Linked DNA regions of Homo sapiens: region 1 is linked to region 2. Evidence: chromatin loops called from intact Hi-C (ENCODE). Cell type or tissue: heart right ventricle. All regions are shown on one strand. Links, peaks and the distances in the headings refer to the core of each region. The heading gives the core; the rest is flanking DNA.

Region 1 (5,382 bases), core at 184-5,183, 100 kb before region 2:
GAGACAGGGTTTCACCGTGTTACCCAGGATGGTCTCAATCTCCTGACCTCGTGATCCTCCTGCCTTGGCCTCCCAAAGTGCTGGGATTACAGGTGTGAGCCACCAGGCCTGGCCGGGTACAGAACTTTTCTTTTGAGGGGTACAGAAAGATCAGCTCAGTCTGGGACGTGTTGTTTTTGTGTACACATCCAAACGGAAATGCCTGGCGTGCAGTTTGTGTGGATGCAATCAGGCGTGATCTGAGCTGGAAACATCCTGGGGTGTGGTCAGCAGATGGATGGAGAAGGGACTGTGGGTTGGGTGTGGGGGAGGTCTGAGGATGCCCGGGGGACCCAGGAGAGATCACAGCACACACCGTGGCCAAGGCTGCCACCGTTCACAGGGGCCTAGCAGCCCCCCAGTGGAGTGTTCACTCCTTTAGAATACCCCCATTCCTTTAAAAGAAATGTGCTCGAGGGGATTACAGTATATTCATCTGTGAATTCCCAGACCCATGTTTCACCCTTCTCTGTCCCCAAGTCTAGGTAACAATAATAATGTATTTGTGGAATTATCTGGAGCCTCATGAACATGGTACCAAGGGCCTAAAGGCAAAGAGTTTTCAACAAAGGGTTGGTTTTTGCTGCCTTCTGTCTGGTCTTCAAACTAACCAGAGTGACAATAAAAAGAGCCCCTCCCTCAGGGGCTGCCTAGGAAGCCTGTGTGCCCTGCTGCTTTTCCAGGGAGGCAGAGGCAGCCCGGCGAACACTTTCGACAGAAAGGGTATCTTTATTTTCAGCACCCATGAATGACTGCAGAGGGACTCAGGGAACCCACGGCTGGCACAGGAGGAGGACAGCCTAGCCGGGGCAGGCGCTGAGTCCACTCAGCTGACAGGTGTGCCACCATGCTCTCGCCTCGTAAAATAATCTTCAATCAATCCTCGCTTCTGTCCTCTCACACACACTACTCCCCATCCCTATCACCCCAGGGAAGAAGAGAGTGACGGTGAGCACAGGCTTCTCAGGCTGAGAGAGCCACCGTATTACAGCTTGGCTATTAGTTTGAAGTTCTTTAAACAAGTCTGCTAGGTTGGAAAAGGAAGCTTAGTTGAAAATGCTTAGACCCACGAGGTAAAACCAAATGCTGCACATACACACAGTAAAGACATATTTTCTCAAAATGAAGACAAGAGGATTCTGTCAAGCTTCTGGTCATCCTAAGGAATGGTTGGAAAAAAACCCCACTGAGCCACTGCCTAGAGATTCCAGGAAGAGTTTAAAACAACTTCCAAACAGGTTTCTGCCTGGAGCTGCAGCCATTATGTGGAATCAGCTACGCACGGCAAAAGAAAGTTCAAGTGGCAAGCGCTGTGTCTTAAACGTTCACAAAAGAAAATCACATCGGCAACATTTCTCAATGCCAAAAAGAAACAACCTCTTGTTCTAGAGAAAATATCCCACTATAGTAGTTAGACCCAGAAGAAACACTTTATGGTCAGAATGGAAGATACCACAGTTTGTCTGTCTGAACCTAAATAAAAAGGTTTTCAAGAGAACCAGCACTTTGGGGGTGCACCCAGGAGCACACAGAAAGGTACACCTGAGCAGAATTCTCAGTGTGCACAGCAGGGCTGGTTAGTCAGGGGGCTGGACCACACCTTTCTGAACCTGTTAAGATAGCAGGCCTGAAAGCTCTCATTTTCTCCCAAGTCCAGTGTGTACAAGGAGATCTTGCAGTCTTTGAAAGGGGTTGAGACTCCATTTTGAGTCTGCTGTCTTCCTAACAGGAAGCCTAGACAAGGGTGAACTTCCTAATGTACTAGGGTATACAGAAGGGGCAAGGAGTTACATATTTTCACCCCTCATCACTGTCCCTATTCACTCTCTTCTTCTACATTCCCATCCCTCTGAGGTGACACTGGGTTGCAGGACTGCTTTATGGCATGCAAAGGCAGGCAAGAAGCTCCTAGGGCCATGACATCCACCTGGCCCAGTTTACAAGCAACAAGCACTTATGCAGTCCTTTCTCCCTTTCATCCAATCACAGATTCTTAGATCTGAAGAGAAATTTACAGTCATCCATTGCATACTGATCTGAAACACTTCTTTACAAAAACCTGGGTGACTCTTCAAACAAAGTCCAAGGGAGCTCATTACTTTCCAGGAAGTGCTACTCCACTGCCAGATGGCACCCATCTTGACGAACTTCCTCCATACACATATTAAAAATGCGCTTTCCTGTACTGGACCCTCCCCAGCCCTCATGCAGGTGTCTGACACGCAGGGGAAGTGAGTGCTGCTTTGTACAGGTCAGACTTTCAAACAATATTCCAAGATGACGGTCACGGCTTCCCTCTGAACATCTTACTCAGTCACCACTCACGCAACACGCCCTAGACCTATTCTAACAGTACAGAGGCAGTCTGAACAGTGTAGAAATGCTCTTTTTTGCCCAAAGCAGCTTGCTTGCCGTTTCTCTGTGTGATCTTAAGAATAACTATCATCAAACATAGCTGGCTCACTCTGAGCTTCTAGTCACCTGAAGTTCCAGGTCTTCTTGTTCACAAAAACTATTCATATCTCTACTATATAAATGTAATTTATACTGGAGATTCTGAATACAGGACTTTGTATTAATATACAGTTAATATTCACTAAATATATTCCATGCGCCTTACAACACATTAAGCATCTCACATATATTTCTGCATTTAATTTAATCCCCCTAATGATCACAAGGGGGCAGTATCATTATCCTCATTTGTACATGACCAAATGTTCACACCAAGAGCACACAGCTGTTACACTGCAAACCTGGGCTTGGAACCCAGATCCTCCTGACTGTTGATTGCAGCCTCTTCCCCCACCGTGTTTATGGTGGTATGTGGTTGCAGCATGTTTCTATTGTCTAAAAGGAAGGGCCGGCCAGGCACAGTGGCTCACGCCTGTAATCCCAGCACTTTGGAAGGCCGAGACGGGTGGATCACCTGAGGTCAAGAGTTCAAGACCAGCCTGGTCAACATGGTGAAAGCCGATCTCTACTAAAAATACAAAAATTAGCTAGGTGTGGTGGTGGGCACACCTGTAGTCCTAGCTACTCGGGAGGCCGAGGCAGGAGAATTGCTTGAACCCGGGAGGCGGAGGTTGCAGTGAGCTGAGATCGCGCCACTGCGCTCCAGCCTGGGTGACAGAGTGAGACTCCATCTCAAAAATAAATAAATAAATGAATGAATATTTTAAAAATAATAAAAGGAAGGGGCTATGGGAGTTCATCTCATGCTACTTTTCCATTTAAGCATGTATCCATCAGGAAGAAATACAGCACCCTTTTCTCCGCCACACTAAGAGGTGTATCACTTAGACTGAAGGACAAAACCCAGGCAACATGACACTCTGGAAAAGGGTCAGGCATCCAGGTGATGCTAAGGAGATAACACGTACCCACTAAGGCCTTCTTTATTTATTGAGTTCCAGCAAATGGAACTTTTTTTTTTCTCTGCAGAAGTGTGCAAGCAGTTTCCAGCCTTGCTGAGCTACATGAATTGATGAAGAAAATACACTCTCATTATCTAATCTCATTACTAAGACTTGTTTGGGTGGAACTGGCTCTGTGGGTCACTGAGTCTTTCTGGGTCTTGTTGTTCTGTCTCCTGATAGCACAGTCACTTACATATGGTTATATTTGCCCTACAGAACATGCTGCAGTAACTGCCTCTGATGAGAGGAGCTTCTGCTTCAGTTGTTGCAATTGAGCAGTGACCCTTGCTGATAAACCTGTGGATTTTGGTATCTGTGGGAGGTCCCAGAACAAATCCCCCATGGGCATCAAGGGAAAACTGTCTATGGTACCACTATGATGTCTTATAGGCTATGTCAAGCTTGTGAAATTAAAGAACAAAGTCTGTTGTGGAGAAGAAGAAAAAACTTAGTTCTATGCCATCCCCTTGGTGGTGTATATAATCAAGGCTCACAGAAATATCCAAGTTCCAAGTAGATTCTCACTGTCTGGGACAGAAGGCATGCCACAAGGTTTGGCTGCTGAATGTATCTGTGAACACTTAATTAATGAGCAAAAGAAATAATTGCCTGACAGTGCCCACTGGATCACTTAAGTCTCCGGAACCAACACGCAACGCTGGGCAGAGTATTGAGAAAAAAGAAAAACAAGCAAACACCACAAAAAGGGCAAGCAAGAAACCAGAAGGAGGAAAGTTATAAATAGCATCATTATTAAATAGAGGTTTTGAGAGCTAATTAGTAAGGGTAAAGAGAGAGAAGTCATCAATGCAAAGAATTAACACAAAGGCTGAGAAGGAGGCTCAGGAATCGTCCTCTAGCTGGGCTGTTGGGATGGTATAGGTTATAGGATGCTTCCCCTTCCTTCACACATTTTTTACAATAGCTTTATTGAGATCTAATTCACATACCCTATAACTCACCCATTTAGAGTGTACAATTTGGTAGCTTTTAGTATATTTAGAGAGTTGTACAAACACCACCACAATTAATCTTAACAATATTTTCATCACCCCAAAGAAAAACCCAATACCCGTTAGCCATGCTTCCCACGCCCCTTTCCCAGGCAATCACTATTACACTTTTCGTCGCTATAGATTTGCCTATTCTGGATATTTTACATGAATGGAATCAGACAATAGGTAGTGTCTTTTGTGACTGGCTTCTTTTACTTAGCATAGGTAATGTTTTCAATATTTATCTCTGGTGTGGCATATATCAGTACTTCATTCCTTTTTATTTTCATTCATAAATTTTGACTTTCATGATTCATATCACGGGAAGATTAGCCCTGTAACCTTTCTATGAATGTGCAGTGATAAAATCACAGGTACACTGGTCACAGGTTGGTGGAGAGAGGCCCATCTGGACCTCAGAATCTATCTGCATTCTAGATTCATTCTAAAGGAAAAACGATTTGGTAACGCTATCAAATCAACTAAATTGTGCCATTCTTTGATACCAGGAAAAAAGAGTTAAGAGACATCCAATCTGTCAGGGAATGTTCACCCCCGTGTGCCTCCCCTCTGCTCCGAGTCAGCAGGACACGTGCTCTAATGATGGAGAATAAAACAGTGGAAGGTGCCTCATCTTTACAGAAATGCCTGGCAGAGGAACTGGATGCTATAGCACAGAAAGCCTCCTTAGATGGCAGCAAGGGAAAAAAGCAAAGGAATAAAGTCCAATATTAAGAAGGGGCTGGGGGCGGAATTTGGCCTTCTACTTCTTTTACTATCACTGTATTTTTATAAAATATTCTTTTAAAAAATATTCTAGTGTACTCTGAAATCATCCCCGAATTCTTTCTTTTAAACTCATATTCAAAGCCTACTTATACATTTGGGAAAGAGAGATAAGTTATAATGGTAACGACAAAAAATCAAGG
Region 2 (5,382 bases), core at 310-5,309:
AGGAGGATCACCGGAGTCAGGAGTTCACAAGCAGACAGGGCAACACAGCAAGACCCCATCTCAAAAAAAATCAATAGGAGGGAAATAAGTAATCAGCCTTTTGCTGGGCTATGAAAACATTTTAGGCCAGTGCATGAAAAGATGCTCAGAGGATTTCAGAGTTCAAGAAATGTTGGACTACATTAACATTTAATGTAGTCTTGAACCTTAAGACTCTTAAACCTGGAATATCACAATGCTGTCCAAATTATCCATCAAGTCTACAAAGACAGGAAATAGACTCAATATAGCCCCAGTACCCCGGCACAGTAATAGCACATGGTACATAAGGAGCATGTGACATGCATATGCAAATAAGAGGTACAAAATATGCAAGGTAGATAAAGTTCTAAGTAGTTTACATATTTGCCCTATCTTGTTTATACTATTTACCAAAAAAGGCTAAATGTTATTAACTCATTATTTCTATTCAAAAAGCATTTGATAAATAGCAGAAATTCAGTCAAGTACTTACTACTTTACAAAAAGCTCAGGTAAATAAATATAAATGGAAAACTGAGAAACTAGGTTCCACTATAAGCAGAGTCTTCACCAGCTATGGGTAGCTCTAATGGAACAGTAAAATCTTCTAATGGATTTAAATACGATCTGATGTGCGACATTAGTAATTTAATTTGGAGGGACATTTATTTCTAGCAAAAGTGATCAGGCAAGTCCCTTCTACACCCTAAAACCCATTTCTTTTTTGCCCCCAATTTTAAACCTGCCTCACTATTAAAGCTTCAAGACAAACTCTACAATCATTTTATCAAGCTCCAAACAAGCTGCAGAAGTACTAAAATTGTTTTTAAATTATAAATCAATTTGGGAAGAAGTGACATTGATAATATTCCAGTTTCTCACCTAGAGAAAATGGCATTTCGCTTCATTTAAATCTCTTTTTCTTTATTTTGAAACAGGGTCTCGCTCTGTCATCCAGGCTGGAGTACAGCGGCACAAATGTGGCTCACTGTAGTCTTGACCTCCTGGGCTCAAGTAGTCCTCCCACCTCAGCCTCCTGAGAAGTGGACATGACAATTGTATGCCACGACTCCCGGCTAAATTTTGTTTTGTTTTGTTTTTTAAGAGACAAAGCTTGCCATGTTGCCCAGGCTGGTAAATCTTCTTTTCTACATTGTTCAGTAAGATTGTGTAGATTTTCTGTAAATACATCCTACAAGTTTCCTATTAGAATTACTTCTTGTTATCTGGATTGTTTAATTAAAAAGAAATGCAGTTTTATTACTTCCAAAAACATTAAGCAATTCACTTATCTATCTAAACCGTAAGGAGATCCTTAAGGAGATAGACTGCCTAAAGTGAATAGTGAGGCATGATTTATAATTAGTATGTTAATTTCATCTGTAAATAGGAAACTATAAAACTTTTCAAGGTAGTTTAAAAAATTCCATCAAGTAGATAACATATTCACCTTACAATTTTATTTACTCTCTCTCTCTTTTTTTTTTTTTTTTTTTTTTTTTTGAGACAGAGTTTCATTCTTTTTGCCCAAGCTGGAGTGCAATGATGCAATCTTGGCTCTCCACAACCTCCACCTCCCGGGTTCAAGCGATTCTCCTGCCTCAGCCTCCTGAGTAGCTGGGATTACAGGCATGCGCCACCACTGTGGCTAATTTTGTATTTTTAGTAGAGATGAGGTTTCTCCATGTTTGTCAGGCTGGTCTTGAACTCTCAACCTCAGGTGATCCACCCGCCTCAGCCTCCCAAAGTACTGGGATTACAGATGTGAGCCACCACACCCGGCCTACTCTGTTAATTTAAACAACTATTAAATGAGACAATACACTGCAAAGCACTTAGAAAAGTGCCTGACACAGGAATAAGTTTTCTTTTTTCTTTTTTTATTTTATTTATTTTTTTATTATACTTTAAGTTTTCAATAAATGCGAATGTTTGTTATTACATAAATTTAAAAAAAAAAAATAGCCACCTGGCTCCATTCTTGGCCACAAACTCTGAAGAGGTGGAGTTAAAGTGTGTGAGGTATGTCGGATAACCTCCCATGCAAGTCACTACCACAGCTGACATCCCGGAGCCAGAGAACTTGATGAATGTCTTCAATGGTCACAGCTGAAAAGGGAACTAACTCCAGGTCCCCAGGCTGACTTGCCCTCCGAGCCTGGAGGGCAAACTCTGCTAATTAACTCTCTTTGCTTGGGTTCGCCTCTGTCATCTTCACCCCTGTGCCAACAGGCTATCTCCACAGATAGCCTGCTCTCGTGTGCCCTCTACTGGAGGGCTGTGGTTCCAGAGTTGCTCCAGCCTCGGACTCGGCTCCCCGCAGACGGAATGTCCTCCTCCAGGGAGAGGCTCGAGTCAAGTGCTAATGTGTTGTCAACCTCTGACTCCAGAGAAGCGGATTATATGATTTAATGATAGTTCCGCATCAGAAAAGATTTTGAAACGTGTAGCTCAAAACAGTAAAATTTCACAGTGATTATCTGAAACTGAAGTAGTCCAAACCGCTGACGGTGTAACCTGAGCAACTTGTTTTAACTCCTCTGAGGCTGTTTCCTCATCTGTACGGTGGGAATAGCAGTACTTACCTAACCAGGCTGAGGATTAAATGAATTAGTATCTGTAAAGTGCTTAGAATGGTACATAGCACAGAGCAGTGTTCTTAAATATTTCTTGAAAAAATTAATAAAGGAGAAGCCTACCTTAAACCTTCAGAGAAAATCTGAAGTCGAAATTTTTAAAAGCTAAATTTTAGAATCAATTGCATTTTAAAGTCATCATGAAACATGAGGTTGCTGCTACACAGTCACTTGTGCTGGATTATATAACAGGTGAAAACTTATTCTCTTGGGAATTTCCAGAACTCTGTGGCACAGCCAAAATACACCGACCTTGAATACATTGTTCTGGAACAAAGTGGATGTACTGAACACTGAATTGATGTTACTACTTCGTACCAAGCACACAGCACTGAATGCTCTCACGCTCAATTATCTGACAGTGATGCTAGTAAGAATAAAACATAATTTTTAATCTTATTTAAAATGTATTATGCACTCCCAGAGTACTTACAAGAAACTACTCTTCTGCTTTTCATGGATATCTATTCATAAGAAGAAAGACAGCTGGTTTTGGGGCTGGTGGTGGGTTTTTCCATTGTTTTCAAAAGACAGAGAGCTATGCATATGCTGACTTCCAAAGAGGCTATCATCAGTCACCGGAAATCCACAGAAAAGGTCACTGCCAGAGATCTGCCATGTGTGATCCACCCACTCTCACTTCAAGGCCACTAGCACCACTACCAGGCTGACACAAGGCCCCTGGGAAGGTGGCCCAGTGCAGGACAGACACAAAAGGGACCACAGTCAAGGAGCAGCCTTACTTTCTCACCTCACCCAAGATAGAGAGCTATGGGCCAAGGGAGGGGAAATCAGGATATGGCCACCCAGGCCAGGGCTGCCCCCACTCCTCAACCCTGCTCCCCTGGAGAAAGACCGTACTCTTATCAAGGGCCCTGTGGGTGACAAAGAGCTAGAGAGCCACTGTGACCACTGGGTTTCTGCACCATTTGGCTAATGAAAACCATGACCCTCTCTGGGTCTCAGTCTTCTCATCTGTGAAGTGGAAGGATAGGCAAAATGACATGAATAACAGAATGAGTGACTATAACCCAAGCCCACAGCTTAGTGTCAAGGATTGTGAGAACGAAGCAAAAGGCATCAAGCACTCTGAATTGTTCAAATAATGAAGATGATGCCCACAAAGACAGATAGAACATGCCTCAAAGCTTCTCAGTTTTCCTACGACTAAGATAACCAGTCACCATGTGGCATGACTCCGAGGACCACGTACAGGCTTTGCATCTTCTGTGAAGGCTTCAGTTGCCCTTGGGGATACATCGCCGTTCTGTCCACCAACACTCTCTCATGTTCTCAGGACATAATTACCTATTTCTGTTCTATCCTCACCCCCTAAAAGATTAGTCTAGAACCTGTTCTTATTAAGCTCTGCATTGTCATTGCTGAACACTCTGTCATGCAGTAGGTGCTCAATAAATATCTAACCCCCGTACACACATCAAAAACAAAAGAGCATCTATGGGTCTTTATACTGTAAGGTTTTACTTTCTTCTCCCCTACTTCCCTACTATTGGTCCCTCCATCTAGACCTTACGATCTGCAGTGGTCTACATTTGGGACCCTTACAGTAAACGTGTGCCACTTCTCTGAAAAGTCATGCAGCTGCTCCCAGCTCCGTCTCTGCATGACCAGGCAAGTGAGTGCAGACCTCATCTTACATCTGTGTGGTTCTCTTTTCTGCAGGCTGAAATGCTGCTCTCCCCATCAACTGTGAGGATGCACTTGCTGCCCTCTTGCCCACCAAGGTATGGGGCCTGGAGAGCTACGTTTGTGTCTGCTCTGACTTTGGACAGCCCCCACAGGGGTCATTCCCCGGCAGCTCATTCCATCACTGAGATGTGCTGAGATCCCAGAGCCGCCTGCACCCTTGAGGTTCCTCTTCGGTCATCATTCCTTGCTTGGACTTCTTTAGACGTCTAGAGACTTCCGAGGTCGGTGAGCAGACTGTGTCCTTAACCAGCATTTTGTTTCTCAGGGCCTCCCCGGGCCCCTCACCACCTCCCTCTCAGACTCCCAAACCCTGGAACTGAATTCAAGGCAACCTTCTTCCCTCTTTGAAAGGTTTAACAAACAGCGTCTCAACTTTAACCTTGGCAAGTACATTAACCAAGTTCCAGGTCACATGAATTAACGGATGGCCCACTTAAAACAAACCACACTGAGTAGCTACGAGGAATGTCTCCACTGCGGCAAGTGCAAAATCCAAGTGAAGGCCCTGATCAGCAAATTGAGCGTGCTTCAGGACACCCGCCCCTCCTGCCTGGCCCCCTGCCGCTGCAGCAACACATGTGAACTGACACGGTATCTGAGCACACCCCGGGAAACAGACCGCAGCCCTCCCTGGCGCCCAGTGATTACAGGCCAAGGCTGAAAGCAGCAACAAGAACCAAGAAACAAAGCCTTCTGTGAAACCAGAAACCACACAAGGTCACAAAAACAGCAAGAACTTGTAAATCCTGAAAACCCTTCAGTGAGGAATTTTCCTAAGCACCTGTGTCCAGCTCTGAAACAACAGTGGCTTGACACATACCTGAGACGATGAGAGCACAAATCCAGCCGCCCCTCCGGAAAGACCATTCAAGGTCACGGGCGTTTTAAGATGTGGTTCTCTTTTGGGCTTATCTGTGGAAAAACATCCAAGGCACAGACCAAACAGCTGCTTTGAAAACACACTCAAGACAGACCACATCCTTGCACACCGCTGTGGCCTCAGGTGAGAGGAGGT

Evidence for each region. Peaks named below come from ENCODE experiments on the same cell type or tissue, not always from the same donor. Only the 100,000 strongest peaks of a DNase experiment are listed, where the experiment ranks them.
Region 1: it touches region 2 in a loop (5-fold over the local background); 20 of 110 quality-filtered maps call a loop at or near these places.

What each region holds. Positions count from the first base shown.
Region 1 is chr15:98,879,145-98,884,526 of GRCh38, reverse strand. The region is part of intron 2 of IGF1R (insulin like growth factor 1 receptor); the gene reads right to left. Among named protein-coding and RNA genes, the nearest start is that of MIR4714, 97 kb to the right of the region's middle. RefSeq lists enhancers at 1-99, 100-692. In heart right ventricle, for the core only: CTCF peaks have their summits at 2,501 and 2,700 (motif pointing right); no DNase peak of the experiment used is centred there; H3K27ac peaks cover 1,719 bases.
Region 2 is chr15:98,776,692-98,782,073 of GRCh38, reverse strand. The region is part of intron 2 of IGF1R (insulin like growth factor 1 receptor); the gene reads right to left. LOC124903560 (a long non-coding RNA gene) reads left to right here. Exons shown (of 2, transcript XR_007064772.1): 1 at 1-5,382. Among named protein-coding and RNA genes, the nearest start is that of MIR4714, 5.0 kb to the left of the region's middle. RefSeq lists enhancers at 3,964-4,870, 4,871-5,382. In heart right ventricle, for the core only: a CTCF peak has its summit at 2,298 (motif pointing left); DNase peaks (open chromatin) are centred at 2,283 and 4,939; H3K27ac peaks cover 3,468 bases.